Linked DNA regions of Homo sapiens: all the other regions are linked to region 2. The links are chromatin contacts, found by Hi-C or POLR2A ChIA-PET in ENCODE. All regions are on one chromosome and are shown on one strand. The core of a region is the stretch at or near the end of the contact, and the rest is flanking DNA. Distances in the headings are between cores, read along the strand shown. Region 1 holds the start of LINC00113 (long intergenic non-protein coding RNA 113). Region 2 has its middle 140 kb from the start of HEMK2. Region 3 has its middle 63 kb from the start of ADAMTS1.

Region 1 (3,158 bases), core at 206-2,705, 1.0 Mb before region 2:
TTGCAGAAATTTTAGAGTAGCTTGTATCAGACTATCCATTAGAAAGAGAATAAATAAACTAAATTCCAGCACTGACAGCAGAGTAAAAACCTGTCTCCAATACATAAATAAGTCGATAAATAAATAAGTAACAAATAAGCTTTGAACAAATAGAGTTAAAAAAAGTTTGAAGACATTGGAGACTAGACACAAATGAGCAAATCCTGGATGGAGTTTGGCCCTTGAAAAGGAGAATGGCAAGGATGAGATCTCATTTGTACATCTTTTCCCTCTTAGGGGGAAAAAAAGACAAAAATAAAAGTATTGGAAACAGTAAATGAGAGAATACACAAAATTTACAAAGGAACAAATACATAAATAATTGCTAATGTCACATTAAAAAAATGAAAATAAGAAGAAAAGGAATCTTATCTTTAAATTCCTTAAAATAAAAACAAAAATTTTAAATCAGCATGCTGCATCAAGTCAAAAATAACTTATTTGGTTAAATAAATATATATTTTAGGTAAACGAAAGCTGAGAAGATATATTTCTCAAGTTCTGTACTATAAGAAATGCTAAAATAAATACTTCAGAATAAAGTGAAATGACTATAGACAGTGACAGAGATTCACAGGAAGAAATAAAGACCACTAAAAATAAGAGCTTTCTTTTAATTTCTTTAAAAGAAAATTGACAATTTAATGCAAAAAATATAAGGTTGAATTATAAAATTTATAAGTAGATTTAAAATGTATGGCACCAATAATGTTACTGAATTCATATGGGTCTGCAGCAACCTTAGTTTTTTCCTCTTCAGGAAAAACAAATTGACCAAAGAGGCAGAAGGAGAAACCAGAGCAAATTTTAGAGCAAGAGTGAAAGTTTATCAGAAGTCTTTGGAACAGGAATGGAAGGAAGTAAAGTACACTTGGAAGAGGAACAAGTGGGTGACATGAGAGATAAAGTGCACGGTTTGACCTTTGGACTTGGGATTTTATACATTAGCATACTTCCAGGATCTCGCATCCCTTCTCTCCTGATTCTTCCCTTGGGGTGGGCTGTCACATGTGCAGTGAACTGCCAGCACTTGGGAGGGGAGCATGCACAGTGTGTTTACTGGACCTGTACACATGCTCAATTGAGGTGTTCTCCCCTTACCAGCCAAATGTCCCTTGGTGGTAATATACCAGTTAAACTCTTCCATTTTACCTCTTAGTGCACATGCCCAAGCCCACTCACTCAACTCCTGAGATCTTATTAGAAAGCTGCTTATCACCAGTTTCAGGTGTTTCTGTTTCTTGGGAGACTGCCTTTCCCTGGCACTGGCTGTGACCATTTGTTATTTAGAGAGATGGTTTACTAACCACCTGACCATCACCTGATGGATGCCTGACATTCCTAGAGTGGGAGTGCTCTCCTACCCTTCTTGTGTGTGACTAGCTACCTACTGTAACAACTTCCCTTTCAAGAGTCCAAGACCTCAATTCTTTGGAGAAAAATGGATGAAGGTCAGTCTTCTGTAACTGCTTCCTTCTCACAGAGGGGCAATGGTGGTTCTGTGGGTCTTGGCCTTTGGCTAGTTGCCAGGGAAGGGTTTGCTTTGTGAGCTGGTGAAAGCAGTATCCAGCCAGGTCCAAAGGAGACACAGGCAGGATTTTACTTCTGTCATGTCTCACTGATGGGCAGTCTAGGGGTCTCCTGCAGGAGGGTGACTCTTAAATATTGAGAGGATGGTATCCCTCAATAATGATCATCTAGAGCTTGATGGCCTGAAGGCAAGAGAAGACAAATCAGGTTATTAGATTTAGCAGAATGTTAAAATGAAGTAAGGGGGTGATGACAGCTGACACACCCAGGTAGCTGGTGGCTATAGTCATAACTGCTAAGAATTGGGCGTGTGGGGGTGCTAGCCAATTCCAATATGTGCCAAGAATTGCAATACTGAAGCAGATTTTTTCATTACCCATCCCTTTTGTTTCTTCTGAGCTGCAGCCAGAGATCACTACTAGTTGGTTCACTGGAGTAAGTAGGGTGAGTCTAAATTGCAGACAAAAACTCAAAAACAACTGATGAGGCTAGAACTTAATCACAGGTGTACCATAGTTCTTCAAACATAATTTTTCTCTCTCCAGATCTTATTTTTATGAAAAATAAATCCTGATAGGACTGATGTGCTTGCAAAATAAGTTCTAGTCTTATTACACTTGGCCAGATTATTTGCATGAATCACAGCAAGAATAATCATTTTCCAGAAAGTGACATTTTTTACTTATGTCAGGAACCCTGTACAGGGACTGTGTAGACAAGGTGTGAGGCCAGTTTTCCCAAGGGGTTTTATTGTCTCTATAAGTCAAATTTGGTTCCTTAAAGAAATGCACATTATTTCAGTCAAAGCCTTGATAAAATAACCAGTGTCTCTAATTGTGTCCTGTTGCAAAAGAAAATAGATTCATATTGCATTTATGCAAATAACTGTATTGCCATGAGTTAAGAATATTCACAAATAGTTTTCAAATTCAGGAGAAATCAGGTAGGAAGAAAAAACATTATGCTTCAAATTATGTTGATAGTAGTATAATTTATTTACTCAATTCTTTAAAAGCTGTAAATAATGCAAAAGAAAATTTTCTTGTCTTTTAAAAACGAAGGATTAACAACATTTTAAGCAAAAACTCATAAAAGAATTATTTTAGTCTTCTACTAGTTTAGTCCATGTTCTGCTTGATATTCATGAACATTTTAGCTCTCCATATCTCTAATGACACAATCTTTGAAGTGATCAAAAACCTGTGTTTTAGAACACCTGTTAGAGTATTACAGCTGTTTATAAAACCTCCTTCTAAAAATAATCAAAACAAGACAACTAATGTTCGTGGATGACAAAACATCTTAGGGCAGGCACAGTCAAAGATACAATTGACAAGGAAATTTGTTAACTTGGTGGTACACAATAATTTAACATAATAATTATAATTATTCCTGATAGCATATATTAACTTATATCAGAGTCATAGGAATTTTGCATAATTTTGGAACACACATACCAATAACACATTTATAAAAATATAGGCCAATGAAATCCAAATGTTACCTTTGCATTAGTGTGCTATTGATGTCAAACCCAACTCAATAAAACCTTAATAGGCAAATCTGTTCAATTTTAATCAGCCTGATCA
Region 2 (3,455 bases), core at 232-2,731:
GGTGAAAGTTGGATGACCCCAGGCATTAAGGCCATTCATCTTTAACTGTTATGCTTGGATCATGCAAATGTGTCTGGTAGCTACAAGGGTTGCTGTGGGTACTGAATGTTTTATTGTTCTGAGACTATCAAAGAAAATAGCCATGGGACATATAGACCACAGAATACTATACAGCCATGAAAAAGAACAAGATTGCATCCTTTACAGAAACGTGGATGGAACTGGAGGCTGTTATCCTCAGCAAACTAACACAGAAAACCAAATGCCACATGTTCTCACTAATAAGTGGGAGCTAAATAATGAGAATTCATGGACAGAAAGAGGGAAATAGCAGATACTGAGGCCTACTTGAGGGTGGGGGCTGGGAAGAGGGAGAGGTTCAGAAGAGAAAAAACTATCTGATACTATGCTTAGTACCTGGGTAATTAAATACTCTGTACACCAAACCCCTGAGTCATGAGTTTACCTATATAACAAACCTGCACATGTACTCCTGAACCTAAAATAAACATTAAAATATTTTACAAAAATAAAATAAATTAACAATTAAAAAAAGAAAAAAATGAGACAATAAATAGATCCTGGGAAAAACTGTCCCCAGAAGTGTTCTTTTAAATTTGCACTACAGATGTAATCCAAGTTGAGTAAAATAGAAAAGCATGGATTTGCTGTTCCTGAAAGTCATTCATGGTTAATTGCCGAACACTTTCATCTGCAGTGTCTGTGGAAGGGTAGAACCTTAAGTAGTTTTTCATTCTCTGACTACTCAACTAGAAAGGCATAAGAGGCAACTCACTCTATGATATCTCACTGTTTGGCCTCTCCTGTTTCATAGTAGCAAAGGATTTTTGCACTTATCCACTAATTTATGATTTCTTCTTAATAAAGGAAACAAGAGCCTCTATTTATTATGATTCCTGCCATGTGTGAGGCTTGAGCTGGGTATTTTACATACATTATTTCATTTGATAATCACCTTTTCAAACTCTTCAACCACATAAATGCATTACAGAGAGCTATTTTAGATAAACATGGTTATAAATATGTAAACTATATAAAACCATATGTTAGAACCATTCTGTTTCATGCTTTTAGAAAATCTTACTATAGACCATAAATTAAAAACAGTAAATTATAAACCAAACACTTTTATGGGGTTTTTTTGGTCTTGCAGTTCTAGCTGAAGGAATACTGCACTTTAACTCACATGCTGATTAATTTTATTCACAAATTTTGAATTATAAAATGTGTAGAGTCACAGACAATTCAATTTTTTCAACACCCATTTTCCCAAGACAATAACCGAAGTATACATACAGTAGCCACTATTGGCAAAAAATGTATTCCTCATTTATGGAAAAAGTGCAAATAAAGAAAAATTGCTGTTTATAAGCATAATTCCAATGACTGCTGCGAGTGGGAAGCACAGTGATTTTGTGTTAGATCTCTAAGAGCTTACAAGATGGAAGCTTGTGGTGTAAGCATTTAGTGGTGCAATACTGTCATCTCGTGGTCAGTATGCAGTATTTCAGATTTAGTTGGAGAAAATGTCTGAAAATCGTTAACGATATTTCCAGTCTCCTTTCACATACTTACTCCCCAGAGAGTCTGATTTGTACACATAGACATGATAGAATCGGCTTGTTATTTAAACAAGCAGATGGATGTTGTATGAGATTGTTCCAGGAGTTTACTGCCTTAGACCCGGACGAGAGGGGCCCTGCCCTGGCCCCGTCAGTTAGAGGGCTCAGCTTTGACCTCTCCTGCCTGTACCCCTCTCCACAGATCAAGAAGTCCTCGGAACCAAGAAAACGCCCATCCAAAACCAAGCCCTTTTCTTCCCTTTACCTGCCCTCTATCTCACCTCACCAGCAGTTCCACTTTCCTGCATCTGGATGAATGCTCTAATGCTCTCACGTTGCCTGAGGTTTCATGAATAATAGCTGGCTGCCACTTCCCAGATATCATTTGCATTTGAGCAGCTTCCCGACATATAACACACCCCTTCCCAACAATAATAATGATGAAAGGAATTTTGAAGATGCAAAAACAGCCCCATGGAATAACTTTTCTCACCCCCTTCAAATCCTATCCCAGCATGTATACAAGAACATGTGAGCACTTTCCAAACCTTAGCTCTCCGCTGCCACCTTCAGGACGATTTCAGTAACCGCAGATACTGCAGCTGCTTAGCTAAGAAACATTAACACTCCCAGACAGAGAAACCTGGCTGAATCCTGAAATAGAGCCAGGTGAGAAAAAAGTGGTCGGCATTTAGTTTATGGTATTTAGCAAAATCTTGTAACATATTTTATTGGATACTCTATCAAATAACAGAATAACAATAGCTAACACCATATATAATGTAGACATGTGTAAGTAATAAAAACTGATAAAACGTTTTGTTTTATATGTATAACAAAACTATATGAATATAAATAAAAATATGTATACATCCTACAGTAACAACAGCTGATATTTATTTGGAGCTTTTTCTGTGGCAGGCAGTATTCTGTATACTTCATCACTGTAAATATGTTTACATGTTTTGAAATGTCTCAATAACAACATGAGGTACATACTACTCTTAGTATGTTCCTTGCCCGTGGGGGACTCCTGTCTTTGCAGTGAGTCAGAAGATAATGACATAAAGCATAGACATAGCATTGCCCTGCATTCATTCAACAAATATCACCGAGCACTGAGAATGCAGAGATCAGTAGGACAAGCAAGTTCTTTGCTCACGACCATGTGTGCAGGTAGGGAGATGAGCAACGGAAAATAAATATTTTTAAGGGAATATATGAGTGATAAATGTAGCTTATAAAATGTATAACTATACTGGAAATCAAAATAGGGTGACGTGATAGAAAGTGACTGAGAGGCTATCATACATTGAGTGGTCCAAGAAGAGTTGCTATTAAAGTAGGGCCAATCTAAAAAAAAAAAAAAACTATATGATGATCTATGGAGAACATTCCAGAAAGATATGAAGAGCTAGTGCAAAAACTTTGAGAAGGGAAGCATTTCAACATACTTGAAGAACACAAATAAGGCCATTGGCAGGGGTGAGAAGGGAAGGGAGAGGGTGGAAGAGGGAGGGCTGAGAGCCAAACACAGCCACAGCATGGAGGGCTTGATAAGCCAGGGCTGTGCAATGAGGTTTTTTACCAGGTGGGAAGAGAAGTTCTTAAAAGGCTCTGAGACTATCAAAAAGATCACTCCGGCTGCTCCATGGAGACAGGAATTTATGGTGCAGAGAACGTAGAAGCAAGATACCTAGTGAGAAATCACGTGCAATATAGAGGCTCAAGAGACACCACCTTTGACTAGCAATGGAAATGGACAGATCTAGAAGATCCAGGTTTGTTGTGGCCATGGAGTCTACAGGTGTACCTGATGTTTTCAATGTGGAACAGAAGGGAAAAGATGAACTGAAAGTCATACTTAGATAT
Region 3 (3,228 bases), core at 449-2,948, 2.0 Mb before region 2:
AGCTATTGCTGAGTAACAAATTACTCTAAAAGGTACTGTCTTAAAGCAACAATCATGTATTATTTCTCATGAGTTTACAGGCTGGCTGAGCTTGCAAGTTTACAGGGTGTGCTGATTTTTTTTTTTTTTTTTTTTTTTTTTAAGGTGGAGTCTCTCTCTGTCACCCAGCTGGAGTGCAATGGTGCAATCTCAGCTCACTGCAACTTCCACTTCCTGGGTTCAAGCGATTCTCTTGCCAAAGCCTCCTGAGTAGCTGGGATTACAGTTGCCCACCACCACACCCAGCTAATTTTTGCATTTTTAGTAGAGACGGGGTTACACCATATTGGCCAGGTTGGCCTCAAACTCCTGACCTCAGGCAGTCCACCAGCCTCAGCCTCCCAAAGTGCTGGGATTACAGGTGTGAGCCACCACACTTGGCTGGGTCTGCTGATCTTGGCTGGGCTTGGCTGGCCAACACTACACTCATTACCACTAAGTAACAAACAAATACAGATTTGTTCTCATCTCTGGAAGTTCATCTGAGACCCATTCACATGCATATCTGGCAGTCAGGTGGCTGTTAGCTGATCCAGGATGGTCTCAGGCAAGAAAATTTTCTGTTTCATATGTCTCTCATTCCTCAATAGATCATCTGTGTCAGGAGTCCCCAAGACTCTTCCTCAGAGTCATTGATTCTAGCAGGAATCATAGGACTTCTCATATACTCATACTCATGGCTATGATTTATTATAGGAAAAGGATACAAAACAAAATTGGCAAAATCAAAAGGCATGTGGGGCAAAGTCCTGAGAAAACCAGGAATAAGCTCCCAAGAGATCTCTCTCAGTGGAGTTACACAGGATATGTTTAATTCTCCTGGCAATGAATTGTAACCACACATTTGAAATGTTGTCTACCAGGGAAGTTCATTGGAGATTCTGTGTCCAGAGTTTGTATTAGGGGCTGGTTACATAAGCACCCTCTGCCTGGCTCATACCAAAACTCCAGAATCTCAGAATGGCAGCAAGTATTCAGCATAAACCATGCGGTTTGCACAGTTTAGGTCTAGTGAGACACTCTTACCAATTAGAGTGGTGGGAACATTCCCAAAATCCAAGTTTCCAGATGCCAGCTGAGGGCCCATCTTGCACGTAGGTGTTTCCAAGGATAGCAGTCTCAGGCTTGCTATGTTAATGCTTTTCTGGATATTATCCCAGGCTTGTATTCTGATTAAGGCAAAGTTCCAACAGGCAAGTGGAAGCTCAAAAGGTCTCTTGAAGCCTAGGCTAGGAATTGGCATACATTGACTTCTGACATAACCTATTGACTAAAATGACTTTCAAGGTTCAAGAGGAGAGGAAACAGACTCAATCTCTTTATTGGAGTGGTTCGCAAGACCACATCATGAAGGGTATGGATACTCATCATTTGGGACCATAAATGCAATTAATCTATCATGCTTCCCAAACTTTAATCCTTTGCCTTACAGTTTTGAGAAACTTATGACTTGCCCTGTCCTATCCATGCAGTTCCATTTCATAATGAGCTTTGATCACAATTTCTTTCCAACTACCTCTGGATAAGATTCTTAGCATTTTCCAAAAGGTAATTCTTAACCTCGGTTCACTATGGTGTCTGTTGCAAATCTGAATGCCTTGGGTCAGCTGTTTGGATTCTGTAATTTCTTTCTTCACTTGTAAAGTGTGGGTTTGCAGTAAAACAGCCGCAACCTCTCGGGGATTTGGGAAATCACTCTTTAGGCAATCCAGAATGAATCTCCATCAACTTCAGCTCCAGAGACTCAAATGTCTACATTCTACTGATGAACTGCAGTCACTGTCACACCCAAGAGATTTGAAACTCAACTGGACTGAGTTCTCTAAATAGCAGCCAAATCCAGGACCAATCCCATCTCTAGGAGTCTAAGTCTGTAACTTTCCAAGAGCTTATCCAGAGCTTCTTGGGCGGCTGGTAGAGAATACTTTAGGAAAAATTCCAGGACAGTCCAGTACAGATCCCAAATTCTGGTTTGGGGAGAGACTAATTGCATGGAAATTAGAAATAATTGAGGCCCAACACTCATTTCCCTTGACATTTTTAGTCTAGTTATGTTCAAACCAGAGCATGTCACTAGTAGGAGAACTTGATGGCTTTTATTGGTAAAATGGCACATATGTAGCAGTTTCTTTTTAGTGGAGTACAGTCTTAATACCCAAAATAGCAGATATTAGCATGGACTTTAGAGGAACATTCCTCTTAGGACTCTTTCCCGGACAATATAATTCCTCCCCACGACATTTCCTTGGCAGGACAATCTGACTAACTTTGTCTCAGCCCAGACATGACAACACTAACTGCTCTTTCTCCTGAGCTAATGATCTTCTCTCTCTCATTACCTTCTTCCCACATTCATTTGGCCTTACTTTTAAAGCTAATTCAACAATGTCATCCCTGATATAATGACTCTTGAATAAAGCACCATTCCTTTCAATGAAGAACTGTGTATAATATTTTAAAGGTGGAAATTTTGAAGTGAATTTTTTATAAAAAAAAAACTTTTTGGTTCTCAACAAACACTGTTAAGTGTATAATTTAATATTCAAAGTAAAGCTACACAATTGAAAAGATGCTTATATTTTATAAAAACTAGTCTATTCTCAGTTAAGACCTCAATAAGTTTAAAGGGCAAAATAGTTTTTTTTCTCATCTGAATGACATGCTTTGCTAAAATTGCCCAGAAGACAGTACTTGTCTGATTGTGCTTCAAGTAAATTATTTTAAAATAAATATCTAGCTTACATTTGAGTACTTATTATGGGGAAAAGGCATTACATAGAGGACTTTACATATCTTATCATATATATCAGCCATATATTAAGTAACCTGTTCAGGGGTACTATTTTGCAGATGAAAGCCTCAGACTTACAGAGGTTTAGTAGCTTAATCAAGAACAGACTGAAGTTGAGGAGAGCCAGGTTAGCACTGGAATTCAGGTCTGTCTGACTCAAGAGACCAAGCCTGACTTAAAATAGTCAATATACTTGGATGTATTCCAAATATCAATACAGGCATGCATGTGCACACACACACAGATTTAGACAGTATTTGAACACTTTAAAAACGTTATCCCCAAAATGACTTTGTGATTCTGAAAACAAGATTATTTAATATGTTAATCATGTGCCATAACTCTAAAGAAGCCACTTAAATATGTTATACTGACTATATCCTGGAATGTTCCCTCAG

Evidence for each region. Hi-C counts contacts between places; a loop is a spot of excess contacts on that map. ChIA-PET counts read pairs that join two places held with the same protein, here RNA polymerase II (POLR2A). Pooled maps may share reads with other maps.
Region 1: a map of esophagus squamous epithelium shows a loop between it and region 2 (4-fold over the local background). The contact joins the promoter of LINC00113 here to the enhancer-like site in region 2. A Hi-C loop is called at or near these places in 1 of 168 maps with a recorded cell type or tissue (esophagus squamous epithelium). POLR2A ChIA-PET finds 5 or more read pairs at or near these places in 2 of 52 experiments (IMR-90 and endothelial cell of umbilical vein).
Region 3: a map of dorsolateral prefrontal cortex shows a loop between it and region 2 (2.9-fold over the local background). The contact joins two enhancer-like sites. A Hi-C loop is called at or near these places in 2 of 168 maps with a recorded cell type or tissue (aorta and dorsolateral prefrontal cortex) and 8 of 50 pooled maps.

What each region holds. Positions count from the first base shown.
Region 1 is chr21:27,720,924-27,724,081 of GRCh38, forward strand. LINC00113 (long intergenic non-protein coding RNA 113) reads left to right here and starts at 1,456. Exons shown (of 4, transcript NR_024357.2): 1 at 1,456-1,490.
Region 2 is chr21:28,743,735-28,747,189 of GRCh38, forward strand. It overlaps a transcript of HEMK2 not described here. Among named protein-coding and RNA genes, the nearest start is that of HEMK2, 140 kb to the right of the region's middle. RefSeq lists an enhancer at 1,877-1,966. Within about 2 kb of position 1,482, at least 10 of the 41 ENCODE cell types and tissues checked have a DNase peak (open chromatin) inside an H3K27ac peak, as active enhancers do; they include IMR-90 and endothelial cell of umbilical vein, where a contact is called at or near this core.
Region 3 is chr21:26,780,678-26,783,905 of GRCh38, forward strand. No RefSeq gene overlaps it. Among named protein-coding and RNA genes, the nearest start is that of ADAMTS1, 63 kb to the right of the region's middle. Within about 2 kb of position 1,699, at least 3 of the 41 ENCODE cell types and tissues checked have a DNase peak (open chromatin) inside an H3K27ac peak, as active enhancers do.